Regions from separate parts of the Mus musculus genome. Here all the other regions are linked to region 1. A link is a loop called in an ENCODE intact Hi-C map of the cell type or tissue named here. Cell type or tissue: heart. All regions are shown on one strand. Links, peaks and the distances in the headings refer to the core of each region. The heading gives the core; the rest is flanking DNA. Region 1 overlaps Daam2 (dishevelled associated activator of morphogenesis 2). Region 2 holds the start of Kif6 (kinesin family member 6). Region 3 overlaps Kif6 (kinesin family member 6). Region 4 overlaps Daam2 (dishevelled associated activator of morphogenesis 2). Region 5 overlaps Daam2 (dishevelled associated activator of morphogenesis 2). Region 6 overlaps Kif6 (kinesin family member 6). Region 7 overlaps Kif6 (kinesin family member 6).

Evidence for each region. Peaks named below come from ENCODE experiments on the same cell type or tissue, not always from the same donor. Only the 100,000 strongest peaks of a DNase experiment are listed, where the experiment ranks them.
Region 2: it touches region 1 in a loop (2.6-fold over the local background); 8 of 42 quality-filtered maps call a loop at or near these places.
Region 3: a loop joins it to region 1, with 12 times the contacts of the local background. A loop is called at or near these places in 8 of 42 quality-filtered maps.
Region 4: a loop joins it to region 1, with 2.2 times the contacts of the local background. A loop is called at or near these places in 3 of 42 quality-filtered maps.
Region 5: it touches region 1 in a loop (4-fold over the local background); 7 of 42 quality-filtered maps call a loop at or near these places.
Region 6: it touches region 1 in a loop (9-fold over the local background); 18 of 42 quality-filtered maps call a loop at or near these places.
Region 7: it touches region 1 in a loop (3-fold over the local background); 6 of 42 quality-filtered maps call a loop at or near these places.

The regions. Positions count from the first base shown.
Region 1 is chr17:49,465,837-49,470,152 of GRCm38, reverse strand. Daam2 (dishevelled associated activator of morphogenesis 2) reads left to right here. Exons shown (of 25, transcript NM_001379372.1): 18 at 387-493; 19 at 692-780. Among named protein-coding and RNA genes, the nearest start is that of Gm41595, 25 kb to the right of the region's middle. In heart, for the core only: no CTCF peak of the experiment used is centred there; a DNase peak (open chromatin) is centred at 1,752; H3K27ac peaks cover 497 bases.
Region 2 is chr17:49,613,253-49,617,568 of GRCm38, reverse strand. Kif6 (kinesin family member 6) reads right to left here and starts at 2,397. Exons shown (of 23, transcript NM_177052.3): 1 at 2,267-2,397. The coding sequence starts at 2,332. In heart, for the core only: no CTCF peak of the experiment used is centred there; a DNase peak (open chromatin) is centred at 2,528; H3K4me3 peaks cover 1,484 bases; H3K27ac peaks cover 1,416 bases.
Region 3 is chr17:49,850,487-49,854,802 of GRCm38, reverse strand. All of the region lies in intron 15 of Kif6 (kinesin family member 6), which reads right to left. Among named protein-coding and RNA genes, the nearest start is that of Gm16555, 31 kb to the right of the region's middle. In heart, for the core only: a CTCF peak has its summit at 2,357 (motif pointing right); a DNase peak (open chromatin) is centred at 2,492; H3K27ac peaks cover 1,438 bases.
Region 4 is chr17:49,559,974-49,564,289 of GRCm38, reverse strand. Daam2 (dishevelled associated activator of morphogenesis 2) reads left to right here. Exons shown (of 25, transcript NM_001379372.1): 1 at 1-87. Among named protein-coding and RNA genes, the nearest start is that of Daam2, 2.2 kb to the left of the region's middle. In heart, for the core only: a CTCF peak has its summit at 2,074 (motif pointing left); no DNase peak of the experiment used is centred there; H3K4me3 peaks cover 1,769 bases; H3K27ac peaks cover 1,930 bases.
Region 5 is chr17:49,528,698-49,533,013 of GRCm38, reverse strand. All of the region lies in intron 1 of Daam2 (dishevelled associated activator of morphogenesis 2), which reads left to right. Among named protein-coding and RNA genes, the nearest start is that of Gm52301, 22 kb to the left of the region's middle. In heart, for the core only: CTCF peaks have their summits at 1,202 and 2,580; a DNase peak (open chromatin) is centred at 1,133; H3K27ac peaks cover 179 bases.
Region 6 is chr17:49,896,491-49,900,806 of GRCm38, reverse strand. All of the region lies in intron 19 of Kif6 (kinesin family member 6), which reads right to left. Among named protein-coding and RNA genes, the nearest start is that of Gm16555, 77 kb to the right of the region's middle. In heart, for the core only: CTCF peaks have their summits at 1,578 and 1,806 (motif pointing right); no DNase peak of the experiment used is centred there; H3K4me3 peaks cover 312 bases; H3K27ac peaks cover 306 bases; H3K27me3 peaks cover 1,578 bases.
Region 7 is chr17:49,875,566-49,879,881 of GRCm38, reverse strand. All of the region lies in intron 16 of Kif6 (kinesin family member 6), which reads right to left. Among named protein-coding and RNA genes, the nearest start is that of Gm16555, 56 kb to the right of the region's middle. In heart, for the core only: no CTCF peak of the experiment used is centred there; no DNase peak of the experiment used is centred there; H3K27ac peaks cover 233 bases; H3K27me3 peaks cover 2,527 bases.

The sequences.
Region 1 (4,316 bases), core at 113-4,112:
TCTGTAACTCTGGTTCCAGGGGACCTGATCCCCTCCTCTGTTCCCCACAGGCACTGCACAAACATGCATTTACATACTCGGGTAAAATACCCAAGCTCACTACGTAGCCAGGCTGACCTCCAAACTGATGGGTAGAACAGGTTGGCCTCAATTTGCTAGGTAACTCAGGCTTACCTGGAAGTTGGTATATAGATGAGGTTGGCCTTCAACTTGTTATGTAACCTAAGCTACCCTCAAAGTTTGGTATGTAGCCCAGGCTGGCCCTGAATCCTCCTGCCTCAGCAGGCCCCTCCTCATACTGAGCAGAGGCAGTGCATGAACGTCTCTATGTTGAATGGACTGTGCATCCATCTGCTTCCCGTATGACTCGCGCCCGCTCTTTGCAGCTTCTCAAGTTCATCCCCGAGAAGAGCGACATTGATCTCCTAGAAGAGCACAAACATGAGATTGAGAGGATGGCGCGTGCAGATCGCTTCCTCTATGAAATGAGCAGGTCAGTTGGGAACGGGGCACGGCAGGAAAGAGGAGGTTCAGGGCCCAGCTCTGACAGTAGGGCACCAGGTATAGCAGGAGAAATGGGATTCAGGCAGCAGCTCTGGCCAAGGAAAGGGAGGGAAGAATAGCCCAAGAAAAATCTGGGGCTACCTTGGAGCCATGGGCTCACCTGTGACTTTGTCCACCCTGTCCACAGGATCGACCATTACCAGCAACGGCTACAGGCCCTGTTCTTCAAGAAGAAGTTCCAGGAACGCCTGGCTGAGGCCAAGCCCAAAGTAGAAGGTAGGGCTGGAGCCTGCAGTGCACACCTGGAGAGTGGACGTATCTGGGGATTGATCGATGGGGCAGAGGGAAATATCTGCCTTCCCCTAACCCCAGAGAGGTGCCCAAATCAAGTGTAACATGTAAAACTATGACATTTAGATTTTTCATCAGGGTTTCATGTGGTCTAGGCTTCCAGCTTACTAGGTAGCTGAGGCTGGCCTTGAACTCCTAATCTTCCTGCCTCTGCTTTCCAAGTGATGGGACTATAGGAGGGTGCACACCACCAGCTTGGAACTATAATTATTATAGAGAAATGTTCTTGTCTAGGTTGGCTTACATGCCAATCACATGATGCTTTCCTTTGCCCTGGGATTGGCTCCCAAGAGGTGTGTGTGTGTGTGTGTGTGTGTGTGTGTGTGTGTGTGTGTAAATAGGAATATAGCCAGCATCCTTCTTGGGGCCTGGCATGCCCAGAGTCATCCATTCTGTCCTACTTAAGAAGCACTAGGTTCACAAACTCAACTGGCATGTCTGCTTAAATGTGAGCTCATCGGGAGGTCCCTAGAGGTGTCTGGGGGATACAGACCTCCTCTATCACCATTGCCATTTCTGAGATCCTTGAGGAATGCTGTAGCAGTGTAGATGTTTGCTGTCTTTCCAATTGATACCCTTCCTCCTGTCCCCTAGTCACTCACTGTGTCAGAGAGTATATCCTTGGGGCTGCCTGTGAGGACAACAGAGGAGCAGGGCTCAGGAAGTGGTGGGAACACTGGAGGGCAGGATGGTAGACAGATATGTGCACCTAGCAAGGCAGAAGCAGGAGAAACTGATCGGGGGCTCACTTGGAGTAAGGACAAGACTTACAGGGCAGAACAAAACACAACAAACAAACAAAACAAGAGACTGTCTGGGAGGCTCAGGGTATCAGGCTAGGTGTATAGCAGAACATAGGCGCCCCCTGCTGGGGCATAGCAGGACATAGGCGCCCCCTGTTGGACATTCTCGGAGATGCCTAGTTCAGAGAGCAGGCTGGGGCTTTCTCAAAGGCTGCCTTGGGATTTCTGCAGTAGGAGTTTGTAGAGATAAAGAAAGCAGTGTTTGGCATGTACACACAGATGCATGCAACAAGGGACCTGCAGATTGTAATAAAGAATAGATCAATCATCTCTGTGGCATCTTCTTGCCCCGGTGGTGGGCAAGGCCTTATTATCATCTATACCCTCTTTTTGCTGCAAGCATTAAGGCTAGGGTGTGGGTGGTTCACTAATTATGCATCTCAAGTCAAGCAAATGTGTGTGGTGGCCATTTGGAACTATGGAACCAGAGTAGCTTAGGCACTGGAAAGGTTTCGTCTTAGACTGTTCGTTACTCGAAGGAGCAAGTACCTAAACTCTAAGACTCAGCCAGGATGGGCCATAAAGTGTCTTTAATATCAAGCTGCACGGAGAAAGACATGCTGGAGAGAACAAAATATTTGGGGGATATCAAACTTCTATAGCTGAGATCCAAAAGACATCTGTCCACTAGGGATGGCTGCTATCCTTGAAGGGCTGGGGAGCGGTGCCTGAAGGCATACACACATAAGCCATGTGAGGAGTTGAGCTTCTAGGTCTCTCAGAAGTATTCCTGAAGTAGCTAAGACAGAGCCCACCTCAGCTGGGTGCTGAGCTACTGACACCCACCTCTCGTCCCCCAGATGGGGCTCCGGGGGAAGTTGCTTCAATGTGGTTTTCCGGGTTTGACAAATTTCCCAATTCCCCTTTGAATATATTCTCCCTATGAATACATTCAATGCTGAGCACACCAAAATCACCAATTCTCATTACAAGTAGATGCACTAAATATAGCCTGGGTGAATGTGCCGGCAAGTGTAATATCTTTATGAATGCATTCATGCACGCATTATTCTTGCGAATGTCTGAAATGTCAGCTCTGCAGATGGGAGTTTTCTCATCTCCTGATTTCCTCTCAACTCTTATCATTTTCTGTTTTGCCAACATTTTTAGCATTTTTTAAAGGCTATCCCTTTGTAGATTTTTCAAACAGCTCATCAACCTTAGAAAAACTATCCCCAGCCGTGTAAAATTGCAGAGGAATTTTTGCAAGTAGGTTTTATTTACTTTTTTTTTTTTTTTTTGGAAAATGAACTTTTTTATTGAAATATGGCACACACCGACTATAACTGTTCATTCTAGGTGATTCGTAAGTCTCTCCCCTTCCTGTCCGTGTAATCAACTCAGGTCAAGAAGCTGAATGTGCTCAGGCTCTGTCTGTGTTTCCCTTCCCATCCTTTGCTTGTGAGATTCCACCGTAACGGCTGAGCCGTTCATCAGCCAAGCCCCCTCCCCCTGACCCCTGATCCGGGATCTCTCTACATAGCCTGACTGTCCTCAAACCTACTATGTAGGCCAAGCTGGTATCAAACTCACAGAGACTCTCCTGCCTCGGCCTCCCAAGTGCGTGGGCGGATTAAAGGCATGAGCCGCCGCCACCTGGCTCCAGCTCTTCTTTATGTCCTCCTTCCAAACATTCAAATAATGTCACCCTCCAAGGGAAGCTTTTCTCACTCCACTTCAGAGATAGCTTGATGTCTGGATGAGCCTTTCTATTTTGAATTTTCTATAAATGGAATGGTGTTTTATGAGTGATTTTTCCATTGCTTTTTTTTTTCGGTTTATGCCTTAAGAATCCACCCCCCCCCCCCAAGGTGGTGGTGGCTGTTGAGCTAGGCAATGTGTGCCTTAGCATTTGCTAGGACCCCAGTGACAAATAGCTCCCCCTTGGGAGTGTGAGGGGACTGCAAAGCAGTCCCACTGGAAGGTCTGAGCCCAGTATGGATGCTGGCATCCCCATGGCTGTATAAACGGAGCCCCTTCCCAAATCTTCTCCAGTTTATATACTCTAGGTCCCCATACCCTGCCCCCAGACCTCAAGGTCATGCAACAATTAGGTCAAAATTACACACAGGCATCTGGGGGCATGGATAGATACATGAATGGGAGTTCCAGGACCCTGGCTGCTCCCTCCTCCTGTGTGGGAGCACCAACAGTCAATAAATCCAGTGGGGACTATCATTCACAAGCAACTATCACTAAACTGAAGACAGTGGTCTTGGGGGACTTGGAGGTTAGTGCTGTACAACAGCTTAGCATTCTGGGTTTGGATTCTCCCTAGAGCTACATGTGGAGGGTGGATATTCAGTTTTCAGCGCTGCATTTTATTCCACTACAAGGCAATTTACGCGTTCTGGTTTGTAGTTTTGAAAACACTGGGCTGGGAGAGCTGGGGAGACGGCAAATTGGTAAAAGGCTTGCAGTATAAGCATGAGGACCTGACTCCAGAACTCACATTTCCAAATCCTGAGAGCTGGGCTTGGTGGCACACCTGTAACCCAGTGCAGTGGATGCTGATTGACAGATCCCCGAGGCTCCCAGGCCAGCTAGCCTAGCTGAAGGGGCAAGGTTCATGTTCAAGAGGAAAGGTGTCTCAAAAACAAGGTGGAGGGTGATTGAGGAAGACACACCTCATGTCAGTCTCCAGCCTCTATATGAACG
Region 2 (4,316 bases), core at 216-4,215, 150 kb before region 1:
ACTAAGTAGCACAAAGGCTAAGGACCGACCAGAAGGTCAGTATTACATGTGCTTTCAAAGGTTTCTGTGATGGTGACTGAGGAGAGTCAGAGGCAAGCAAACCCAGGGGTTCCTCCCTATTGTTTCATTTCGCTTTCTTCCTTCCTTTCTTCCTCCCTCCCTCCCTCCCTCCCCTTCCTTCCTTCCTTCCTCCCTCCCTCCCTCCCTCCCTCCCTCCCTCCCCTCCCTTCCTTCCTTCCTTCCTTCCTTCCTTCCTTCCTTCCTTCCTTCCTTTCTTTTTCGAGACAGGGTTTCTCTGTGTAGCCCTGGCTGTCCTGGAACTCACTTTGTAGACCAGGCTGGCCTCGAACTCAGAAATCCGCCTGCCTCTGCCTCCCGAGTGCTGGGATTAAAGGCGTGCGCCACCACCGCCCTGCTTGTTTCTTTAAACATGGCTAATATTGGGCCTGTAGAGACGGCTCAGTGGTTAAGTGCACTTACTGTTCTTACAAGAAGGACCTGGGTTCAATTCCCAGCACCCAGGTGACAACTCAGACCATTTGTAACTCCAGTTCCAGGAAATCCAATGGTCTTTACTGGCCTCTGCAGGCACTGCATGCGTGTGGTACACATATGGACATGCAGTCAAAACTCTCCTACATATAAAATAAAAAGCAAGTTTTTAATGACTAATTTTTTTCTTTGGAGTCTTTTCCCATAACTTCTCCTGAATGTTTGTCATGAGATAAAGGGCCACTGCTGCTGCTGATGGCAGAGATATTATAATCTCTTTGTTTTAAGAATGTAAATTACCACCGGGCAGTGGTGGCGCACACCTTTAATCCCAGCACTCGGGAGGCAGAGGCAGGTGGATTTCTGAGTTCGAGGCCAGCCTGGTCTACAGTTTGAATTCCAGGACAGCCAGGGCTATACAGAGAAACCCTGTCTCAACAAACAAACAAACAAACAAACAAACAAACAAACAGAACGTAAATTACCAGAGACAGATTCTAAATTATAAGATGACATAATGTTACATGTTTACATACACACAACACTGAAACAGAATAGAGACAAAACATTGTTAACTGTACACTTATTCTACACATTTATAAATACGAACCAAATTGCCTGAATATTCACTTTGGGAGTCAGAAAAAGCGTGTGTGTGTGTGTGTGTGTGTGTGTGTGTGTGTGTGTGTGTGGTGTGGTGTGTGTGTTGGGGGGGTTGTTTGTTTTCTGAAGAGAAAATGTTATCTTCAAAAGCCTTAATGAAAACTAAACTCAGTGCCTTGCACCCCACAAATAAGAGGCAGGTTTGGATGGGAGAGGGAGAAAGATGAGTGGGGACATGGAGAGAGTTCAAAAGCAATTAAAGTTCTTGATACAGATGCAAAATTAACATTTCAAACTAAATGCAGGAGTAGTGGTGAACACCTTTAATCCCAGCGTTTCAGGGGCAGAGGAAGACAGATCTCTCTGAATTCAAGTTCAACCTGGCATAGTGAGACCCTGTCTCAAGACGAACAAACAAATTAAAATTAAAAGTCAGTTCCTGCTATTCACAAGCTGGGCACCCTGGCCATTTTACTTAACCTGTCACACAGTGTCCTCATGTGTAAAATGAGGACATTGACAAGAGTCCCCAGCAGAGGACCAGAAATAAGCCAGAAAAGTCAACTGGGGAGTGGTGGTTTCTCCAAACAGCAGCTGTGACCATGCTCACTCTGGAGGCAGAGAGGGAACGCCTATCTTCACCACCTTGGCAAACTTCTGGATTTCGTACACACCTCAAGAAGGCTGATCAGTGCTTTTCGGGGAGTGGAACATGTTTCTTGTGTGGGGACACATGGCACACTTAACAATGAATGCACGTCGAAACAACAACAAAGCGAAACAAAGGAAAACCCCTAACAGCAAAGCAGTTAGGTAAGAAAACCAGCAGGCCACGAAGTCAAGTGTGTGCACGTTTCTGAAATTGTGTAATCCTGCTAGGAGGGTGCATCACAATACTTGCCCACTGGTCGCCCTACTGGGGACAGGTCAGCCCCTGTTGGGAGCTCCGTGTGCAGGGCTGGGAGGCAGTGATCCAGAAGAGTGCAAGAAATACAGAGCAGGTGAGTGTGCAAACATGTCCACGTGCACGAGTGTGCTAGAGTGTGCTCACGTGTACGGGGCGCGGGGCTGAGGTTGTGGGCGGGCTCCGTCCTCCCTCGGGGCTGCAGTGTGCGTGACCGCCCCGCGCCGACTGCCCCACACGACCCACACCCGGCCCGATGGTCCGTACCCCTTGCTGCTGCTTCCGCACGGTGGGCTTCACCCTAGCGAAAATCTGGATCGTCTGCTTCACCATCACCAGCGGAGACTCCGCACTGACCCTTGACCTTTCCGAGTCCGGACCACCTAAAACTTCCTATTCCCACCTCCCGCAGACACCGCTGCCCTAGCAACAGTAACCAAAGATGCTACCCAAGCAGCACCGCGGCCCCGGGTTCCCGCCTCCTATCCCTAATTGGTCGTGGACTAAAAGGAGGGGCTGAGGGGCGGGACCGAGCAGGGATCGCCGCGCATGTCCGTGGGAGATGCTCTTGGGATGTGGGTTAAAGAGTTTGCAAGCCCGAGTGTGTCTATTTCCTTAACAAGTCCTTCCGCATTCCTTAACTCCTGTACGTCTCTCTGAAGTCAGTCTGCCGTTTATCACGCATTGCAGAAATGACCTTTTTTGGTTGAGATTCCCAAGCTGCTCTGAGTTCACTGGGAAACCATTGTGTGATAAAGCAGGTTCTCAACAGAAAAATCCCAGCCCGAGGGCAAGGGCAGTGCTGAGCTCCCTGTGAAGAGACTGGTTCCCATGTGAAACGTCTGGAAATGATGAGTTCCTGGGAGACAGCCTCCGAAAGCGTGCCCAGCCTCTACTCACCAGGAAAATGCAAATTAAAACCAAACTGCAATGTGACACAGACTGATAGTGGCTGAAAACTTTGTGATATACGTACATATGCATATACATGCACATATATACATATACATGTATACATGGGACATATATGTGTGTGACATATATCATATACATACATATACACACATATATGTACACATGTGTGTGTAGGGGGGGACAATACCAGGTGCCAATGAAGATGGAGGCGGGGGAGGGAGATGAATCACCCTTGGTTCACTGGTGAAGTGGGTAGTATAAAATACTACAACCGCATTGAAAAAAGGAAGTTTGGCTATTTTTTTTTTTGTTGTTGTTGGTCTTAAACAGGATCGCACAGTGTAGTCTATAATGATCCCCACCTCACCATCCTTTTCCATCAGAATCCCAAGTTCTGAGGGCACCTTCATTTCCTTCTTCAATTTGTCTGGGTTTTGCTTTTGGTTTTTGTTTTCCCAGAGAACGGAAGGTACAGCTACTTTGAGACCCACCAGCTGCACTTTGGGGACATTTAACCCAGAGAAATGAAAACTTGTGTTCACAAGAAAACCTGTGTGCGTTTTCTTAATTGGCGATAGTCCCAACCTACAGGCAAAGCAGAAGTCCTTAGAAAACCGTTTTAAAATGAATGAACCATTGATAATATGCAATAGCCTGAATGAACCCCCAGAATTAAAACAAAATCAGAAGTTAAATATTGAATGAGTCTCTTTATGTAACATTCTCTGCACATATATATGCAGAGTCAAAACAAGGGAGGGATTTCACAGTACCAAGTGTTGGCACAGATGCAGAATATCTAGAACTCCAGTTGTAAGTAAGACAAGATGCACCCAACACTTAAAAAAAAAAACAGCCTTAGAGTTTCTTATAAAGTTAAGCATACCCACATCACATGGTCCAAAACAAAAGCACAGACACCTCGAGAGGAATTTTCATGGCAGCCTCACTAACAATCACCCAAAACTAGACGCAAAATCTTCTGTCCTTACAGACAAACAGCTGGTGCAGTCTGTTCAGTAAGAGTGGACTCCCGGTACCTATAGCTACGGCTCAAATGTTTTATGTCCAGAGAAGGATGATGCCAGCATCCACAGTTACATGCCGTCTAATGCCATATATACGATGTCCTAGATAAAGGAAACCCCTAAGGATCAAAACAGATGAATGCTTGCCAAGGCTGGAGTAGGAAGTGGAGTGGACTGCAAAGGAGCATGGGAGTGCCTGGAGTGAGTGTGTCTGTGAGGGGCTTCTGAGAGGGTTAGCTGAAGACCTCTCTGAGTGCAGGAAACATCCAATCCTGAACTGAACGGAAGTGGAAAGAAGAAAGTGAGATGGATACCAGCATCCATCTTTGTCTTCTTCCTGATCTTTCCAGATGTGAGCAATCACCCTTACTTTT
Region 3 (4,316 bases), core at 158-4,157, 380 kb before region 1:
AGTAAGAGGTTCTCCTCACCCCTAACCTTAACCCTAAGTAGCTATGTGTGCACTCAAGGTTGACGGTGAATTTGATGTGTCAACTTGGCTGGAGGTCGGTACCTAAATGCTTCATCCAACTTGTCTGTATTCTATTGAAATCAACAGACTTTGGGACTGGAGAGATGGCTTGGCAGGGATAACACCTGCTGTGCAAACATGAGGACTTGAATTTGGAGCTCCAGAATGTGTGTAAAAGCTATATGTGGCAGCATGTGTTTGTAAGTCCGGCATTAAAGGGGTGTGTGGAGGCAGAAGAGTCCCCAGAGCTTACTGGTTAGCCAACCTGGCTAAATCCATGAATTCTCGGTACAGTGTAAGCCATGTCCAAAAAAATCGAGAAAGACACCCAACATAGACCTCTGGTCTCCACATGAACATTCATTCATGTGCACACACACACACATATGCACACACAAATATGTGCACATATCATAACACAGAGACAAGTAAGCAGATGCACACAGATAGCCAGTCATGTACACATCACACACACACACACACACACACACACACACACACACACCACACATATACATACACCACACATACACACACACACACACACACCACACATATACATACACCACACACACACACACACACACACACACACACACACACACACACACACACACACACCACACACACACACATACACACACACCACACACATCAGACTTGGAATAAAGCTGATTACTTTCTTTAACTGGCAGTGGTCCTCACCTGATCAGTTGTCAGTTAACGACTTTAAAAAAAGAATGAGAAAATAGACCAAAATGCCCCAAAGGAGAAAAAATTCTGACTCTAGGCCGCCTCTGGACATGAACCGAACTCTGACACCTTTCTGGCCCTCCAGCCTGCAGGCCTGCCCTGCAGAAGTGAATTTTGCAGCCCCTACGATTTTGCAACCTCCTCTTTTAACCCTCTCCTTGTGTCCAGACATCCTCTTGCCTCTTGTTTCTCTGGAGAACATTTTATTATTGTTATTATTTTTACATCCTGACTCCAGTTTCCCTCCCTCCTCTCCTCCAGGCCCCCATCCTAGGTCAGGCTTCTCATGGATATCAACCAAACATGGTATATCAAGTTGCTGTAAGACTAGGCATATCCCTTTGTATTAAGGCTGGACAAGGCAACCCAGTAGGAGGAAAAAGGGTCCCAAAATCTTTCGAAAGAGTCAGAGACAGTCCCCATTCCCTTTGTTAGGAGTCCAAGGAGAGCAAGCTACACAACAGTAACATACACACAGAGGGCCTGTGTTAGTTTAGGCAGGCTCCCTGGTTGTCGTTTCAGTCTCTCTGTGAACCTTTATGAGACTCTTCCATGAGAGGGAGCCCACTCCTGACACCGCCTGGAGTGTCAGGTCACAGAGGCTGGATGCTCAGAGACTTAGGATAGAACCAAACATGACTGGCAAAAAAAATGTCAGTGAAATGATGCCTAATGATACTCTGCTATACTCATAGATTGGTGTCTAATCCGATGGTCATCTATCATCCGATGGAAACAGATGCAGAGACCCACAGGCAAACATTAGGCGGAGCTCAGGGAATCCTGTGGAAGAGGGGAGGGAGGATTGTGGGGGCCACAGGGCTCAAGGAGCCACAAGAAACCCTACAGAATCCAGAGAGCATTTTAATGCAGAGGCCTGCTCCTGTCAGTGCAGTTGCTTCAGCATCTGGGGAAAGGATGCTGGGATGCTGGGTGGGACTTACAGCCCGATCTTGGTCTCACTTTGCATTGGAGTGAAGGCAGTCACAACAATAGGCGAACTTAATGAGATGCCACGAGAAACAGTGACTTCTGCTGGCAACTGCACTCTGTTAACAAACTTTCTGAATAGGCCATAGATGGTTTTGCTTTTTTTTTTTCTTTAAAGGCAGGCCTTGGCTACTCTGGAACTTTCTACAACGACCAGGCTAGCTTTAAGGCACAGGGATCCATCTGTTTCTACCTCTGAGGGCTAGGATTTAAGTCCTATACCACCCTGCCTGGCCGAGTCCATAGTTTTGGAAAATGACTTATGCACCTTCTTGCCAGGGTTAGCGGTCCAGTATCAAGGAGAGAGTGGATATGTCAATAGATGCCTGGGCCCTCACTCCTGTGTGACACGAATCCATCTGGGGTCAGTTAGTGCCCCAAGGGCAGGGCAATGATGGCAGCTCTCCGTGAGCCCCACGCCACTCTCTGGGAGCCTTCTCACAGTTTTTGAGAAATCTGCTAGGCCTCATGAGATGTGGTGGCCAGGGACATTTAGGTTCTTAATCTTTGTAGTGGCTACCAGCAATGCCATCCCCAGAAGCCACTGTACCCAGCAGGTGGCAGCCCTTGCTGCATGGAAGTAGATACAGGAAGTCAGCGAGGGAAAGATTCCAGGCACAAACCCCAGGCTATTTTAGAGGACAGTCCTTTCGGGGACCAGCTGGGGACTTATTTTGAGATGAGTGAACTAATTTCCAGGGGCAAAGCCAGTAGGACTTTGGCCATGGTCTTTTGGGAATAAAAGGAAGGCCAGTTCTGGCTGCTGTGGACTGGCAAGGTCTGAGACATGTGGGAGTCATTGGGAGAAATTTCCTTCAGAGCTGTCACCTCTCCAGGAACAAGAACAGGGTGGCTTCCTGGGGCAAGAAGACCCTGCAAACTGGGAAGGGCACGGCATTCTCTCAAACACAGTTGAGATGATTATATTCCCAACTCGGGCCAAGCCTAACTCACAAAATGCTGAAGAAATGAAATCCTGTTAAATGTGTTCTTTTTCACCCTCCTTAAAAAATATCAAGAGCTAATGTTTTGCAGACAGCTCTCTACTGGCCACGCTGGCCAGGCCTCGTGGGGTCCAAAACCAACACACCTGATCCAGATTTGGTCCACAGCGTTAGGAGGCCAGGGAAGTGGCCAAAGAATTAACAGAGGAATCTCAGGATTGTTCCTTATCCCAGGGGGCATCCAGGGCTTCAACCTGAAATTGTTCTTGATTAGGAGTTGTGTGTAGTGAGGGATGGGTAGTGGGTTGTGCTGAGGGGAGAGAGATGGGGCAGGGAGAGACAGAGAGAAGAGAGACGGAGAGACACAGAGAGTCAGAGACACAGAAAGAGACAGAGACACAGAGAGACAGAGAGAGATGAGAGAAGGGAAAAGCTCACGGTCATCCCAGCCTCTTCTCTAGGGTTTAGAGTGTCCCTGGAGACAGACTGTCTGCTTTCTTCATGAATATTCAGAACCCTTCTCTTCATACCTGTGGGCATCAATGAGGAACATGATGACCTATTTCTAGTGAGAATGTTGTGTTGGGCCCTAGGATGATGCTTGTTGGATAGAATATGCTTGATGTAATGGCTCTCTGTACCACAGGAATGACTGGAATCTGCTTTTGATGGGCCATCAGATAAACGCTAATGGTCCTTTGTGGGGTGTTATTCTAACAATGTGGAGGAAGGGTGTCTTGTGGAATTGTTATTTGCCAGCTGGCTCTCCGGAAACCACCAACTACGCTGATATAAGGGGCAGGTGATGTGTGAGCTACAGCAGCTCAGATGACAGAATGGAGTATCTGGGTAGCAAGCAGGACCCTCATTCCTAACAGTGTCAAGCTACTGAGGACACTCTCACAGGGACCTGTTTGTGACTTCTCGGCTTACTTTAGTTCAGGTTCAGGCTGACACCTCTATATGGTTCTTCTTTCACTTTTGCATATCTAAGTAGTGATGGGGTGTGGAGAACAGCTATTCAGTTAATGTTAGTTTGCTTTCTTCCAGAAACAGATGTGGGTGATTCATTTGGAACACAGCTCCAGAAAACATGGATAAAGAGTATGGGCTACTGAAGCAGGGTAGATAGGCAGCCAATGAAGAGGGCAGCAGCAAGCCACCATCCTCATGGACAACTAGAGTTTCATTCCACCGGTGACAAACTTTACAGCTGTCACCCAGAAGAGGAGAACAGGAATGCATACACACCCACTTCTGGGCATCCTTGGTTGAGGAACCAGCACCAGCCTGCTCTATGTACTTCTCTTGGGAAGGCCAGCATATGCTCTGAGAGCATGGCAGTCACTGGCAGATGACACCATGCCAGTGAGTATACCTATTCCACTAAAGGGGCATGGATGGCTTTGTTTCAAGCTTCACCACAGTTCATATAGTCTCCTACAAAAGAGCGAACTCTCGGCCTGAAGTTAGTGAAGAGAGAAGCAGAGGAAACCAAATATTTTAGACAGTCTTGCCTAATTTCTTAGGGGCCTGGCTGGCGTGTTAGGAGTCTGGTTTGCTTTTAGC
Region 4 (4,316 bases), core at 251-4,250, 94 kb before region 1:
AGCCAAGGACTGAGCTGAGCAAGCGGAGCGCGGTGCCTGCGGGAAGCCGGGACAGCAGCAGCCTCACCGTGCCATGCGGGCCTCAGGGTAGGTGCAGCACTGGAGACTTAGGCGCGGGGAGACATCAGGACACTTTTCTGCCGCTTTACTTTTCCCTGTTGCGTTGGCGTCGGAAAGGCAGCCCCTCCAGCAGCTGCCTGTTTTGTTCTGGAAAATGTTTGCAGAGACTCCGATCCTGGAGTGGGCTGTGTGTGCGTGCAGAGGGGGTGGAGTGAGGAGTGTGTGCATCGGGCCACTCACTGTACACGGCTTCGGAAAACTTTGGAAAACTTTTTAGCGGCTTTGCAATTAGACTCCTGATGGCTTGAGCGAAACGACATAGATAGCACCCCGCTCCCAGATGCTGACAACTTCTTCGGTGGCTACTTTGCCCATTTCGGTGTGTGCGTTCTGTTAGGTGGACTGAAGTCTTTCCAAGCCGACAGCTCCCACTTGTAGGCAGGGCCTTAACAAGGAGGATGGGCAGCCTAGTGGAGTGGCTCTTGTTCTTCAGATAGCGGGACCTTGGGCATGCCGAGAAGCATCAGGGAGATCAGGGAGAGAGAATCCCCAGGCTGTGGCCCTTGGCACCTGTGGGACAGTCCAAACTCTTGCTATGTTGGGGTCTAACCTTCGATGCACTGGGATTCTAACAACGCAGAAAGGATTTAGTGTGGCCACAGGTAACAGGGTGGGAGAGAAGGAGGAGGAGGAGAAGGGAGGGCAGGAGGAATATGATGGAGGAGAAGGGAGGAGAGGAGGAGGAGATGATAGTGCTGCTGGCTGCTATAGTCCTGTGTCCAGCTCTGTGTCAGGAGCAGGGTTGGATGTTTCTGCCCCATGTGCCCATAGTGGGCTAACTTCAGGTTCTCTGGGAGGGACACGGGCTGCAACACCCAAAACAAAATGTATACTGGTAACATAAAGAGACTTGTTTGAGCTGTGGGCAGAGGGAGGGGGCGGTAGGGGAGAGCAAGAGAGATTTTTATCAAAATTGAACACAGATTGCTGGAGTCTGGGCTTGGTTTAACCCTTCTCTCTCTCTGCCTTGGCTGCTTCTCTGCAGCCCTGGGGAGTGTGTGGCCAGTTCCTGGGATGGGGGGAGGGCAGCGTCCTCCCCCCACCCCAGGGGGGTTGTCTGGAAGTCCCCAGGGGCACGGAAGTCACTTTTCTGACTCTCAAGAGCTTTTCCAGTTTTGTGTTGTCCTTCTCTGTGTGGCATCTGTTTCTCAGGAGAGAATGAAGTTGTGCAGGGTTGTTTTGGGGGGGTGGCCACAGGGGTCCACCAACCAGAGAATACACAGTGTACAGTCCTGTGCATGTGTCTGTAGCAGGGATGACAAACAAGTGACGGAGAGAGAGCCTGGATTGGCAGCCATGCTGTCTCTGAAGTCTCTGGTTTTACATCTTGCAGTAGAGCCAACTAACAGTGTTTAGATGGGAGGGAGGAAGCCTGGACTCACCCTATGGTGGGGGGTGTGGGGAGAGAGAGAGAGAGAGAGAGAGAGAGAGAGAGAGAGAGAGAGAGAGAGAGAGAGAGAATGAACAGACCACGGGAAGGAAGGAAATCTGGAAATAAAAACAGAACCACAGGAAGTTGAGATTTGGGGAGGATTTTAAAAATTATACAAATTGACCCCCTGGGAAGTACCGGAAACGACTGAGCAGGCAGCCATGCCATGAAGTGTGTGCGTGGTGGTGATGTGAGACAGGGAAGAAGAGTGTGTCAGTGGTGGCTGGGTCTCTGTGGATGCGCACGGGGCTCGTGCTTACGCAGACATGACTGTGGTGTCAATTCTTGCCTTGGGCATGGAAGCATTTCTCCGATTTCTCCATCCACATTGTGAACTTCATCCTACCTCCTTCTTTTTTTTTTTTCTTTTAAAGCAACAACAACAAAACAACACAAAAACCCACACAAGGGCGCTATTATTGTCTCAGTCTCCTCTGAGGAGTTGTGCCCGCTCTAACCTGACTTAGTCCGGTTTTCAAAACTTCTCCAGATGCTGAAAGACTCAGGGAATACTTGTGCCCCCATCAGGACAGAAGAAGAAGAGACAACCCTCTGGCTTAAGCTGGGGAAGGTGGAGGCTGGGAGAGCAGGGCTCACAGCACAGCAAGCAGAGTCAGGGTGCTTTGTGTCTGGAGAGCTGTGGGAGGCAGAGGGCTTCACTGGGGACTCACTTTCTCTCCATGGTCCTGTTTCCCATACCCTGACCTCCAGGTTCTTTTGATTCAGTACAGGGAACGGTCCCCATCATTGGTCAGTCTTGGATTCAGAGAAATCTGATTATTAAGTAGGAGGGAACAGAAAGGAGCAAAGTTGGGGGGTCTTCGCTTTTGATCTTCCTGTGGCCAAGAGAAGTATTGAGCTCCTTCAACCCAAACACTTAAAGTAAAAGGTAATATTAATGTGCTATTAATATTCAAGAGCAGAGGGAATCCACAAGAGAATTCTCATCCCAATGTGTGTGATGCCCCAGTGTGTGACTCCTCAGAGAGCTCACAGTAAGGGGGAGCTCTTAGCGTTCTTCAGTCCCTAAGGTTTTTCCAGACCCATTTGTGGAATCTCCATCTTGCCCTCTAGATGACAGACACTTCACCGACCTCAGACTGGAGATGAATTTCCATACGAGATGAATTTCCATACCACCGACACTAGGCTGCCATCTCTGGCTTCTGCCCTCTCTGCAATCCACTCCATTCATTGCTTAGCAGAGACACATCTGAGGCATCCCTGAAGACCTCCAGGGGCAAACACACCTGGCAGAAAGAACATGGGGTGCCATTGGTTTGGTATCCATGACTATTTAGATGGAGACAGCCAGGGAGTGTTGAGGGTTCCAGCACTCAGCTATTGGTCCCAGAGGCAGCCTTCACAGTGGAAAGAGTGCTAATTCTCAAGCAGCCTGCTTTCAGCATGGACAGAGACTTGTGTGCGAATGAGTATCCTGGGGCATCCAGTCTTCCAGACTTTCACTTCCTCATCTGGAGAACAGATATAGGTACCATGATTAGGACAGAATTAGCATTTATGATACAAGACTAAGAACTGAACCAGGGATACTGTGGGCTCTTAATAAAGGGGATATTGTATTTTTTCAATATTCAGTGTTTCACTCTTCAGGAGCTTGAATTATTTGGGAAGAGGCATCTCACTGGAAGGTGATCTTATATTTCCCATGGTGTCAGACCAAAGGCTGGAGAGCCTGGTCCTCAGGTTATTTCTGCTTCCTGTAGGAAAGCTAGCTAGGGAGAGTGGCCCATGAGTGTGCCCAAGACTGATATCCCGATGGCGGAGGCAATGTGGAGATCTCTCTTTGAGTGAGCTGTTTAGAGAGGAAGAAATGAGATGGGTGGGCTGTGTATGTGGTATGTGTGGTTTGTGTGTGTGTATATGGTGTGTATGTGTGGGGGATGGTTCGTGGTTTGTGTGTGTATATGTGATGAGGTGCATGTGTATGTATCTGTGGTATGTGTGTATGTGTGTGTGGTTTGTGTGTGTATGATGTGTGTGTGGTCTGGTTTATGGTGTGTGTGTGTGTGTGTGTGGTGTGGTTTTGTATGTGGTTTTGTGTATATGGTGTCCATGTATGTATGTGTGTGCTGCATTGTGCTGCATGTACTGTGCTCTGTGTGTGTGTGTATGTGTGTGTATGTATGTATATGTAGTATGAGGTATATACGTGCATGCTTCTGTGTTTGTGGTGTTCTTGTGTGTGTGTGTTGTGGTTTATATGTATGTGTGTGTGTGGTGTGTACTGTGTTGGGGTCTTCTGAGTGCTGTGTATGCATCTTTGTGTGTGTATACTGTGTTGGGGTCTTCTGAGTGCTGTGTATGCATCTTTGTGTGTGTGTACTGTGTTGGGGTCTTCTGAGTGCTGTGTATGCATCTTTGTGTGTGTGTGTGTACTCTGTTGGGGTCTTCTGGGTGCTGTGTATGCATCTCTCTGTGTGTGTGTGTGTGTGTGTGTGTGTGTGTGTGTGTGTGTGTGTGTGTGAAAGGAAGGGGAGGATAACAAGGTAGAGCAGGTCAGCCAATCTTGTTTGACAAACTTTGGGGCCAAGGTTAGTTAGGCAGCCCCCACCCCCTCCGTGTGCAGAGCTACAGGATGGGAGCTTAAGCTCTAGAGGGTACGGGAGGGGGTGCCACATCATCCATGGGGTGACAACTCTGAAGGCTGAAGGGGCAGCTGCAGGGCCTCTTGGTTCATCCCAGAGCTTCTAAGTCATCCTTCAAGTTGACATTTAAGGCTTTGAAGATCACATTTGTTTTT
Region 5 (4,316 bases), core at 129-4,128, 63 kb before region 1:
TGGTGGCTGACTGGAGACCCATAGATGGCTACGTTGAAGCTTTGGTAACCTGCCTTATTCCAAGTCTTCCAATTAGAATGCTGATCCAGTGTAAAAGTCCCCTTGTAGCAACATCTGGACCCGTGTTTGACCCACGTCTGGGCCTATGCATAGCCAAATTGACACACAAAATGAACCATCACAATTTCCAACTTCTACTCTTAGTTTATGGAGCAGAATTAGTCATATGGCTGGACTCAGCTACAAATTAGTCAGGACGTTCTGTCAGCTTGGTGCCTGAACCAAGACTTTATGACTAAGCACCAATAACCAGCATAGACAACTGAACACATTTTGTTAGGTGGGGATGAGGGGACATAGCCATCCGCAGTCTTCGGTGGTATTACCTTCAGCACTTTCTGCTAAGCCAATGTGGAACTCAGCATAGACTTAGATGCACGGGCCCATGTCTTAGGGAGAGCTGCAGGAAGGGATCTGTGAGTCTGTGGCCTGGCCTCCTGGAGGACCAAACACAAATACTGCCATTGAAACCTTCCTCTGCTTTCTATTTGTTAGTTTTTAAATGTGTATGTATGGGTATGTGCATATGTGCACGCATACATTTCACATGCCAGTGGAGGCCAAAGGTTAAGGTACCTTCCTTAAACTTCTTCCAACTTTTTTTTTGAGACAGTGTTTCAGTGAACTTGAGCTTATCCATTCTGCTAGACTAACTAACCAGAGAGCTCTAAGCATCCTCCTGTCTCTGCCTCCTTAGCAACCAGAATTACAGACACAGTTGACTTACATAGCTCATATGTGTGTCTGGGGGATTTGAACTCAGGTCCTCATGCTTGTGGGGCAAGTATGTTACTTACTCATCTGGATCCCCAGGTCTGTCACTGTTCTTTGCATTATCCCATGTTTTCTCTATCTGGTGCTGCATTTGGAATCATCTATACCACTTCTGCCACGAAAGAACCTCCTGCTAATTGATGGAGTTCTGTGACTCCCTTTTAATATCGTCCCAGTCTGTTGTGTCCTTTTTGGATGCAGGGCCAGCTGTCCTTTTGCCACCATCTCATTCTGAGTTTTTGACAAGTCCCTTCCCAGGCTGGGCTCTGGTTTTCCTGGCTCTCTCAAGTGGAGCTGATGCACAACATTCTCGGAAGTCCCTTCTGGTGCTGGCATCGTGTACAGTTGCTCCACACCCTCTCCCAGTGGCAACGCTGCGCACAACTGCCTGCTTGGGTCCAGCTGGAGTTTGGTGACAAAATTTTCCTCCAGGAGGCTTGAAGGATCCTTCTGGGCTCTGCATCAGGCACTAGCAAAGAGATTCTGTGCTACATATCAGCTGGGAAGCTTCATCTCAGCCTGATGTACTTCTGCCTGGCTAAAAGGGAAGCTCACAGCCAAGCTAGGGAGGCATGCAGAGGGCAGGGGCCAGGGATCAGAACAGCCTGGTCTAGCTACAAACAAGGGCAGAGAGCCTAGTCAGCTCTTTGAAGTGCTTTAGCTAAACCAAAGGCCAAAGTCGCAAGGACCCAGACACTGTATCCACCCCTATAACATTTGTATCTGTTGATTCTGATACCTTTCTAAGGCAGCCTGTTAGGAAGTTCAAAAGAGTAACTTTAAGAGTAACTGCTGAAAATATATATGTTCAAACAACAATAACGATGACTGCTACTATTATTATTATAAATTATTTTTATTGTTATTATTACCATCATATTTGCCTTACGCCACAAATTCCTGGTGCTGGATAGATGTCTGGCATAGAAGAGTGTATGGACATGAAATTAATTAAAATCTAGAGTGATGTCAGTTGTAACAGCAAACTCTGGATGTTGCCTTCATCAGTTCAAGTTGCTATAATAAATTGCCAAGGCGGTGACCTTAACAAGCATGCATGGGAGCCCAATTGGCAGGGGGCTGCCAATCTGATATCTGGCGAGGGTTGGTTTCCCAGTTCATTGGTAGCTGTCTTCATACTGTGTCCTTACATGGTACAGTAGCTCTCTGAGATCTCTCTCAGAGGGACATTAATTCCATCTGTGATGGCTCAGCCTTTGAGATCCACTCACCTCCCAAGGCCTTGTCTCTGAGTGAAATCATATTGGGAACTAAGATGAATTTGAGGAAGCCACAGACATTCAGACCACAGTGCACGGCAAAGCCTGGGGCACTGGAGAAGGGAACAGTTGGTTCCTTGTAGTGGGCAGAAGGCTCTATCGTGGCAGGGCTTATCCAGCCTGGTTTTGAAATTGCCCATGTTCTTGAAGGAAGAAGACTGAGTAACCCTGGCAGGCTTGAAATCTCTGATCCTCTTATTGCTGAGTGGGATGTAAAGGAAAGCTGGGAGCAGGGTGGGGTGGGGTGGAGTGGAGTGTAGATAAGATGTTGATGAAGGGTCTCAAACAGCTTAAAGAATGTAGAAAACTAAAAATTCAAATTAGTGAGTTGATACTTTTTATAAAAGCTTTTCATGTCTATTTTGTCTGAAAGCAAATGTGCTTGTTTTAATTTTATTTAAAACCTGCCTCTAGGGGTGGTAGAGAGCTGCTTCAGTGCTATGCGTGCTGCTCTTGCACAGGACCTAAGTTTGGTTTACAGCAGCATTGTTGGGTGGTTCAGTCACCTATAAGTCCGATTCCAAGGGATCAGATGCCCTCTTCTGGCCTTTGTGGGAACTGCACTCAAGAACAGACAGGCACATGCACACACACATGCAAACGGGGGGGGGGGGGGGGGAGAGATACACTTTTTTAAAAAGTCTGAAAACTTGTCTTAAGACCCTTAGGAGAGGAGACTGAAGGCAGCTAGACATTATGATGGAGCAGGGGCTTTTCTTTCACTTAGAATTCACATACTGTCTGCCTCCATCTTCTCTGCCTGATCTCTGCGTTGTTTGAGATACTCGGACAGGAGATATGAGGTGAAACTTTTAGGGTTTTTTTTTCTCTTTATAGAGAATAACTCCCCCTTATCAAATGTAGGTCATGCAGACTATTACAAAGAAGGGGGACAAACTAAAACAAAATAAAGCCAGTTCCATCTTCCATACAGGGTGGGTTTGACTACTGGAGGGTGGGGCATTTCCTTCCAGTGGGCATTGGCAAGCAGGCCCCCTGTGTTGACGGTCACCTGTTCTGAAGCTTAAGCTAATCCTAATGTTTGAGGATGGACATGGGAAGGCTTCCTTGGACTCGTCTAAGACAATGAAAGGCTGACCCCCATCCAGTCTAATCTGGACCTTGACACACTCATTGTCCAAGAGACAGCAATCTACTCTGCTGGGAACCACAGCAACAGTGCCTGGAGGGACTGGTCAGTTCCTACCTTACTTCCTGCCTATAGTGAGCCACTTGGGTTTGCTCTGGGCTATCACATTGCTCTCTAGGTGGGTCCAGTCCTGCACTAAAGCTGGCCTTCACAAAGGGATCTTCCACCTCCACATCCTGTAGTCTGGAGGGCAGATAAGCTTCTCACCTTAGGGACCAGGCTCCTCTCCTCTGTGTGTGTGTGTGTGTGTGTGTGTGTGTGTGTGTGTGTGTGTGTGTGTAAGGCCCAGTGCTGCCCCAGCACTTTCCCCTGAAGGTCGCTGTCTCATCTTCCCTCACTCTTTCTCTCCTTCCAACCTTTCTTCTTTCCCTTGCCCCCTTCCCTTCCCTTTCTTTACTTTCCCTCATTCTCATTTCTTTCCCAGTCCTTCCTTTCTTTCTTATTTCCTTCCTTTCCCTCCCTCCCTCCCTCCCTGCCTGCCTCCTTTCCTCCCTCTCTTTCCTAATTTCCCCTACCCCTCTTCCTTTCCCTTCCTTCCTTTATTCCTTGTGTCTTGCTCATCCAGAATGTTTCAGGAAGACTGTCTCTTTAAGAGAGGCAGCTATGATCTATGCACTCTGAGATTCTGATAGTCAGTCCTGCTTCTCCTGCTGAGCTCTGTTGGGTTGCAACTGGGATCCTCCTGAGCTCAATCTGGGTTCAAAATGTCTAGAGGAAAGAGTCACTTCCAATGATCTGCACGCCCCCGGGAGTCCGTGCCCCCAGGACTCCCTGCCTGAAGCCTTTTGGTAGCTGGGCCTTGGCTTTGGGCCATGGAAGGCTCTTTGTTGATGGTTGAGGTCTGGACCTCAGAAAAGGACATTGGATGTGTTCCGGTGAGTGTGAAAGAAACTTGCTGCCTCCTGCCCCTCGACTGTGGATTTCAGGATGCAGATCTGGGGTTTGTTGTGATTCTTGATGGTGGGATGGGATGGGCAGAGGTGACAGGGAGGGGGTGGGGCTGGGATTCCCTTGCATGTGGGGATAACCTCAGCTCCCCTCCCAGCTGTCAT
Region 6 (4,316 bases), core at 150-4,149, 430 kb before region 1:
GCACGTGACTGGAGAATAAGTGTGTACCCAGGAACAGAGGTGTGGGCTGCGCAGGGAGGAGCCTCAGAACGTGAGCGGTGTCACATGTGGGTACCCTGTCCTCAAGAGAGGAGCACAGCCGACTGGCTTAGCATTAGCCATTTAAACCTTTCTGCGGCTCTGCAGTTATATCTCAAAAGATTGCTTGGAAATCACCGGAGCCTTTCCCTTCCTTTCTCCTCTGAGAAATGGGGATTATGGGATGGGTGAAGTGATAGTCGGATAAGGTGATAGCAGAGCCACTAGGGCTGCACAAGGGGTTTAGGACATGTCCTTTCCCTGTTTCTGTGAGAGTCCTAGGCATCGGGAGACTTATCTGGGAGGAGAGAGGCTGTAAGTGGTGGCTAACTGTTCTGGAGTCCTTGCCGTTCTGCTGGTAAGCCACATCCAACGGATTCTGGGGTGAGGACTTCTTTCCTCTGTTGTGTCCCTAACTTTTTTCCAGGTTTCAATCTTGTTTCAATTTAGTCCCTGCTGCGACCTGGACAGGAAGTGTCCATCCCCCTCAGAGATGTTCATGGCTGTCAGCTTTGGGGAAGAGACTGGATCCTGAGGGATCTGCCCTCATTCTCTGATGGATTCCCCATTTGATGGCATTATTAATAGACAGACGGTAGAGATCAGGAAGTGGGTCCAAGATGGAGGAAGTAGGTTACCAGCAGAGGCGGGAAGGGCATGGCTTTGGCTTCTAGTGTCTGTCTGTCTGTCTGTCTGTCTCTGCTTCCCAATCCTTCCTTGAGGCAAGCCCACATTGTCTCTCCTCAGTTCAGAGCAATTGGCTCCAGCTGACCTCAGTCTGTGAAACCTCTGAAAACATGGGACAGGATAAACCTTTCTTCGGTCAAGCTGTTTTGTCACAGCAAGGGAAAACTGAGACATGAGGCCTTTCTGTGGTCAGAGGAGGGCGCTATCATCCTCATCTTAAGAGATGTGAGCCGAGGTGGAGAGGGATTACAAAGCGGAGCCCTATGCTATCACACCTGGGAGGCCTCCATTGTGCTCCCAGCCGTCCTGACCCACTGACTGGCTCCTGGCTGCTGGTACCGAAGGCACCTTATCCCTTGACTGTACGGGTCCCCTGCATGGTCTCTGATGACCACTGCATGCTTGTGGATGCACGATCCACATCCAGTACCTTGCTGCCTGCAGTGTGCTCCTTGCCCACGACTCCTGGCTGCAGGATCTCCACATCCCTCTTGTGGAGGAGCACAGGAAGGTTGCCGTTTGCTCCCGGTCTCTCTAGGCTATCCTGCAATATGCTCTGCCATATGGACTTGGAGAGCCTCTGATCTTACGTTGGGATGCTCCACTGAAGAGTGTTGTCAGAGGTGAAAGGGGCTTGACATGTCAGAACCTTCATTTTATAGCTGGGCGACACTCAGGTAGGGAGGTGGGCCAGGGTGACAGACACGTGAGAGATAGCTTAGTAAGTCCACTGTCATCTCTCCAAGCCCTCGATCAGGCCCACAGCTTGCTTTCCCACATATGAGTTTGGCTAGTTGCCTAATGCCAACCGTCTGCTCTCCCACCTGACATGATGATGAGGCCTCTTTACCCTGGGGCTGTCTCCACAGGCTCAGGACTGTGAATCGGATAGACAGGAAGGAAAGCCAGAGTGTGTGGCTCCCAGCCCCCCCGCCCCTCACACCTCCGTGCTCATCCCCTAGCTGTCTAAAGTGTCTCTGTGGCACCCTAGAGGGGGAACGGGAGACTGGAGCTCCTCTTTGCTGGGGCTGATGTGGGGTACTGCAGGACCAGAGATGACCACAAGGTGGCAGACTCTGCACACGCTTCTTGAGTGAATGGCTGCCATAGTTTTGGGGTTTCTAGAGGAACCAGGAGGAAGCTGGGGAAAGCCTGGAATATGGAAAGAGGGGTTTCTTCCCACAGGTGCTACCTTCACAGCAGGTTAAGGGCAGTTTAGAAGCAGTAGTGGACCTGTGGGAATAAGCCACTGGCTGTCAAACGGCCCTCTCACGTGATGGACTCCCAGTTTAGCTTTCTTTAGCTGCCAGGGAATGTTCAGGGTGCCACATTGCTTAGGTCCAGGACCGAATAGTGGAGTGTGAGAGGTGAGCCAGACAACAGGGCGGAGGGATGTGACCACCAGGAAGAGAGCGGCAACCAGGGGCTCCTGTAGAGCTCAGCTGCCTGGTCTATCCTCTCAGGCGACTCAGGCAGGAGGATGGCACCCTGTGAAGTGTGGAGGGAAAGCACTCCCAGTTCCCGAGCTGCCCCCCACTCTGGGATACCACAGTTCAGATCTTCCTGCCTCTGTTTCCCAAGTGCTGGGGTTAAAGGTGTGCGCCACCAAGCCCAGCCCTACTAATTAACTATTAGTTACCATTAGTAAACATTGCACATTTAAGTGTCCTGGGTATATTTTGGGACAAGTTTCTTGTAACGTGTGCACTTTGCAAATATCCTCTGTTTTGTACATCCTTCTTTTTCTTTTTCTTTTCTTTCTTTCTTTTTTTTTTCTTTTTTGGTTTTTCGAGACAGGGTTTCTCTGTATAGCCCTGGCTGTCCTGGAACTCACTTTGTAGACCAGGCTGGCCTCGAACTCAGAAATCTGCCTGCCTCTGCCTCCCGAGTGCTGGGATTAAAGGCGTGCACCACCACGCCGGAGTCCTTTTATTTTTATTTCGTTGGTTCTTTATTTATTTGTGAGTGCGTGTTTGTCTGAGTGTATGCACACGTTTGTTTAAGGATGCCTGTGGAAGTCAGAAGATGGCATTGGATCCTGTGAAACTAGAGTTGCTGGTGTTTGTGAACAACCCAAAGTGGGTGCTGGGATCTGTGCCTGCAGCACAGAGCAGGGTGGCTTTTAACTGTCTAGCCATCTCTCCAGCCTAGTGGCATCTCTTAAGAATTTAATAAAGTTCCATTTACTGTCTTTTTCGTTTCTGAATTTACTGAATTTATTTTTAAAACATCCAGGCATCCCAACAAAACGCAGTTGTTTCTCTGTGGTGAGAGGTGGGCACTGTTTCCTGCAGCACAGTGCCACGGAAGCGTGGGCACTACAGCCTGGCATGATCTGGGAGGCCTGGGCGAATGTCAACCAGAACAATTTTTTTTAGGTAAGATTTTTTTTTAAATTAAAATATTAATTTTTCATTATGTATGTGTGTGTGTGTGCCCACAGAAGCCAGACCTGTGGGGTTTGCCTTTTCCTCTGGAGCTGGAGCTACCAGTGGGGTTGTGAAAGACCTGGGCTGGCTGCTTGGAACCAGACTCAGGACCTCTGCAAAGGCAGCGAGTGCTCTTAGCGGCTGAGCCATCTCTCCAGCCCCAAGAGTCTGGATTTGTAAAGACAGTTTCCGGAGACTTGCAAACGCAGCACAGACAGTCCCCAGGATGCCCTGCCCATTTCTGCAGCTGCTGCCCTCACCCAGCCAGCCCTGAACTCAAGGCCGCACACCTGAATGTGGCAGCTCTGAAGTTTTCCTTCTTTTGGCTGCAGCATAGTACCCAGGGCTCCACATTATCTGGAGCTGTCAAGTCGTCTTTGCCTCAGCTTGGCTTCAGGATGCTCAGACTTCCTGCCACTTTTGAGCTGTACCGGACAGGTATTTTGTAGAATGTCCCTTGCTGAGATTTGTGTGACATTTCCCTCAGGCTTCTACAGGCACTGTCTGACACCTTTTAAAAAAGTGTGTGTGTGCGTGTGCATGTGTGCCACAGCATTTGTGTGAAGGGCAGAGGACAACCTGCGGGAGGTGACTGTCTCCTTCCACCATGTGGGGCATTGGGATTAAATTGAGGTTGTCACAAAGATTCGTGGCAGTGCCTTTACCCCCTGAGCCATGCTGCCTGCCCCTGGCATCTTATTTATTCTTTTAATTTTTACAACTATCTAGTTATTTGCTTTCATTTTGTGTATGTGTGCTTTGTCCAAATGTGTATAAGTGCATGTACACATGAGTGCTGCCCTTGGAGATCAGAAGAGGGCATCAGATTCCCTGGGCTGGAGTATTAGATGGTTGTGAGCTGCCATGTGCTTGCTGGGAATTGAACCCGGGTCCTCTCCTAGTGCAGCAGCTACTCTTAATCTCTAGGACATGTCTCCTGCTCTCTTGTGTCTTTTTAAAAAGCTTCACTTCAGACTTCGAACAGGGGCGCTTGGTGTTCCTCAAGCTGGCCCCTTGATGGCAGAGATGGGTGCCCCACTCACATTGTCCCAACCTCTGACCTGGAAGGGCTGAGTCCGGGTTGGATGGCTGGGGGTGGGGATGGGGTGGGTGTAGATATGAGAGATTCTGCCATCTGTATTG
Region 7 (4,316 bases), core at 182-4,181, 410 kb before region 1:
GTCCCCTTTATAAATGTTTCAGGGACCATATACCTGGACACATGTCTCAAGCACACAATGAAATGTAAACACACCCTAAGCCTCACTGAGACACTGGGAATTACACAAAGGGACACCATTGCTGGAGCTCACCTCTGCTCCACACTCTATACACCTCAGTGCCCCCCCTTTTCTTCCAATCACTAGTGCAGGTCTAAGTTCTCCATCACTAAACTGGATCTAGAACATGTATTGTGGATTCTGGTTTTCACTGGATAAACGCACCAGTCTGAGCTCATCTCTTTGCTGGCCTGCTGGGGACCGCTGAGCTTTCTGTTTAGTTGGTTGGCTTGTTTGTCTGTCACTGTGAGAGCAGTGCTGGGTTGAGTGCCTTCCTGGACTAGGCGCATTAGAAGATGTTCTAGGCTAGAAGATGAAGTAAAGAGGTTTGTGTTTTGTCTCCTGGGTGCTTGATGTCTTATTGATCCAAAGGAGCACATATGAGGTCTGAATTAGCAGGAAAGATGGCATTGGTAACTAGCCACTCCATCCTGAGGCTCCGTAGTGTTTCTACAAGGAAGCATAACTGTCGGTGATCAGATGAGGGGACTCCACCAGCCTTGCCAGTGCTGCTGACGGCTCAGAGCTCCAGTGGTGAGCGGGCTGTGCCTACTGCCTGGACATTCAGTTCCTTTTGTCTCCTGCTGCCACTGATTTGCTGAGCACCTGCTGTGTCCACTCCTATCACAGACACACATCACTTGGAAGGGAGGCCAGCTTATGGAGCATCTCCTTTTCTGTCTCCTGGGGACAAGCAAAGGGACGCTTGAGAGGACTGACAGATCGGGGTTACAGGCCTAGTGGATCACAGAGGTGTCTGCCAAACTTCTGGTCCTGCTCCTGAGGTGAGATGGTTAACTTCCTGTGCCAACTTGACTGGGCTAAGAGGTGAGGAATGTCCAGATAGCTTGTAAAATATCATTTGCTTGTGAATCTGTGAAAGTGTTCGCAAGTGGACTAAGAAAGGAAGAGCCATCCTCATCAAAGTGGGCTGTCACCATGGAATCCATTGAGGATGGGCTGTAGAGACATACAGGTCAGGCGGATTTGGGCTCTGTGAATCTGTCATCTTCCCATAGTCACGAGAGCTTCTAGTTCTCAGATATTAAAACTTAGGTCAGAACTCACACCACTGCTGCCCCTGGTTCTCAGCATTCTGATTTGGACTGGCACCATACCCACCTGTTTTCCTGAGCCCCCCGATTGCAGGACTGAAGATCGCATGACCCTTCTGCCTTTGCAATCAGTCCGGCATAATTAACCTGTTCCTATGCATCCGCCTCTACTCTCTTGCTCCGCTCTCCTGAGAGCCCTGACCGGTACACAGGGTGAGTGCCCTTCCCCTTGAGAGACACTGCAGCTCAAGACTGATGTTGGGTGGGACAGTCTTCATTCTCCACAGCCCTGGGAAGGACATCCAGATGAATGCAGGAGACTGAAGCCACAGTCTTCAACGGTGGGTAGGAAAGTGAGCTGGGGCCTTCTCACTCCTAGCCTTCCTCTTGAGCCTGGAAATTCAACTGTGGCACCCCAGTTACTCACTGTACCTCATCCTGTATTCTCACACACAGCGGTGGGCTTGAATCCACGCAAGTGGTGAGCCTTTGTAGCTGGTCTCAGAGAATTCCCTAACTTGGAACCTCTGAGATGCCATGTCATCTGTTGTCATGTAATTTCCTTTAGATTCTCTGAAATTCCAAGGAATTGACATCTCTCCCACGCGTTTCTGAGAGAACAGATGTTCTATAATTGATCCAAGCCCTCACGCGTGTCCACATCCAGTGGCATGCATCCCAAAGACAACTGCAGTCGTGGAGGTCACGCTCTGTTGCTGAGGAGCCGGAAAGAGCGAGAGCCATTAGTTCATGCCATGAGCCATCAATGAATGCAGTTAAGTCTCAGGGGCTGTGTTGGGTACTAGGCTATTAATTTGTACAAACACCTCATTTACAGATATTGGAATCCAGGCCCAGAGCCCCTTAGCTGCCTGGCACATTCGGAAGGCAAAATTGTAATGCTATAGATCTCACTGGTGGATCAACAGATGCTATGGGGACCCAGTGCTGTGTGCCAGTCACTTGCCTCAATGTTGAAGAAATATTCTGTGTCATCTTGACACAGGCTTGAACCATCGGAGAAGAAGGGCCTCTTAGATTTTCCTGTGGGCCAATCTGTGGGATGTTGTCTTGACTGTTAATTGAGGTAGGAACAGTCAGCGCAGGTGGGAGGTGATCTTGGGTTGGTTAAGAAGCAGGTTGAACATATCATGGGGAGCAAGCCAGGAGGCAAAGTTCCTTCATGGTATCTGCTTCAGTTTCTGCCTCTAGGCTCTGCCCCACAGTTACCTGACAAACTATAACAGGGCTGTTCACCCCTTCCTCTGTCTCTTGCCTTCTTGCTCCTGCTTTGTCCTCTTATCACTTACCCTCTCTCTCCCTATGCCTCTCCCCCTCTCTCTCCACATGCTCATGGCCAGCCTCTACCCCACCCCTCTCTCTACCTTTCTCTGTCTCTGCTCCCTACAATCCCCTTCCCATGCCCTGAATAAACTGTATTCTATACTATAGTGTCCTGTGGAAGGCCCCTCAGGAGGAAGGGATGTCTCAGCATGGGCCCGCTGAGGCATGCCCTTCCCCCACACCCGACTCCACCTCCACCAAGCATATTCCTTCTCTCTTTATTTTTATAAAACACAGCACTAGATTCCTAGCTTGAGCTGCTTTTCTGGATTCCCTTGGCTGTGGACTGTGATCTATAACGTGAGATAAACCCTCCCCTTCCCAAGATGCACTGGATATTACAGGATCAGCAAAACTAGCTAGAGATGCTCTGTGTAATGGTATGGGGATGAAAAGTGTCACATCCTAGAGGTATGTGCAGAGTAGAGACAACTCTTGAAAGGGCAGTGTGGACTGTCTAACTTGAGAGCTTTCAAGAAAGCCACAGGCAGGAGTTGTGTAAAATCTGTAGAACTTCCCACGGATACAAACTTAACAACAAATAGGCCCGTTGTTCTGTCTGAACTGGTCGTGGGGGGCATCTTGGAACCCTGATACTTGCCTGCTGGTCCTGCCCACTGTCACTAGTGGTCCTGGGGGTACCTTTACTACCTTGGTCTCTCAGAGTCCACTGAATCCACTGCTGGGAACCCCTTCATCTCTGTCTCAAGCAGTGGGCCTGATCCATGACTGTGAGCTACTGGTCTCACACCGTCAATCACGCTGAGCGCCCGGTGAGACCCAGGGAGTATCTGGGCTTGGTTTGTCTCTGATCTTCTTTTCAGATCTGTGGCAGACCCTGAGGATCTTAATCAAACGGGGCAAGCAAAAGCATCTGCTGTCTGAAGACAAACAGGAGCCACAAGAGGTCAGTGCAGGAGTTTCTTAAGGGAGCAGAGCTCTTGGAGGAAGAGCTGAGGGAAGTCAATAAGGTAGGACCCGGCCCAAGGAGGCCTTTCGACTTCCCAAGGCCCTCTGAGGGTGCCGGGGAGTCATCTTCAAAAGCACACCAGGCTGGTGATGATCCAAGGGCTCCTTATGTTGCCAAGGCTAGCAAGATAGGGGTGGGGCAGAGGGAAAAGGACCTGGAATAGTAGGATTTAGGGGCTCCTAGGTGTCTTTAGAACAGGCCAGTGGTGACGTTGGGTCTCTCATTACCATAAATACAAAAGAAACAGTAGACAAAGCAACTCCACAGCATCGGCAGACAGATGTCTTCAGAGGGTTGGGTCAAGGGAACATGCCTGGACATGTGCCTCTGATTGGCTGCCTCCCTCCGCCCCTCCCTCCCTAAAAGCCTCCCTGGGCTCTGGCATTTCTAAAGTTCTAATCACAGCTCTCGTTAGAATTTCGATCGATTGTGATCAGGATGTGATCTAGACCTTGATAGGATACGTGCTCCAGAGGAGAGGTGGGGTCTCGGTGGGCACATTACCCTCAGAAGACTCTCTCACTTTCATCAGCCCCACCCTGTGGCTGTCAGGAAGCAGGGTACCTGGATCCTATTATCCTGGCTGCTCACATAAACACTTTCTGTGAGTTATGCTTTAATGCCAGACCTCTCGCTTTTATGGAGGGTCGATACAAGAATCATCTGGTTGAACAACACTGGGATGTCTTTTGTAAAACTGCAGCTGAAGACATCACTCAGTGTCACTTGGTGTCCTTTACATGAGGATCCACACGATAAATTCTGCCTTGTGTTTAGTTTCAGGGAGAAATTCTATCTCTGCAGATAAATTAGTTAGTATGCTCCCTGCTGTCAGAAAATGGAAACTC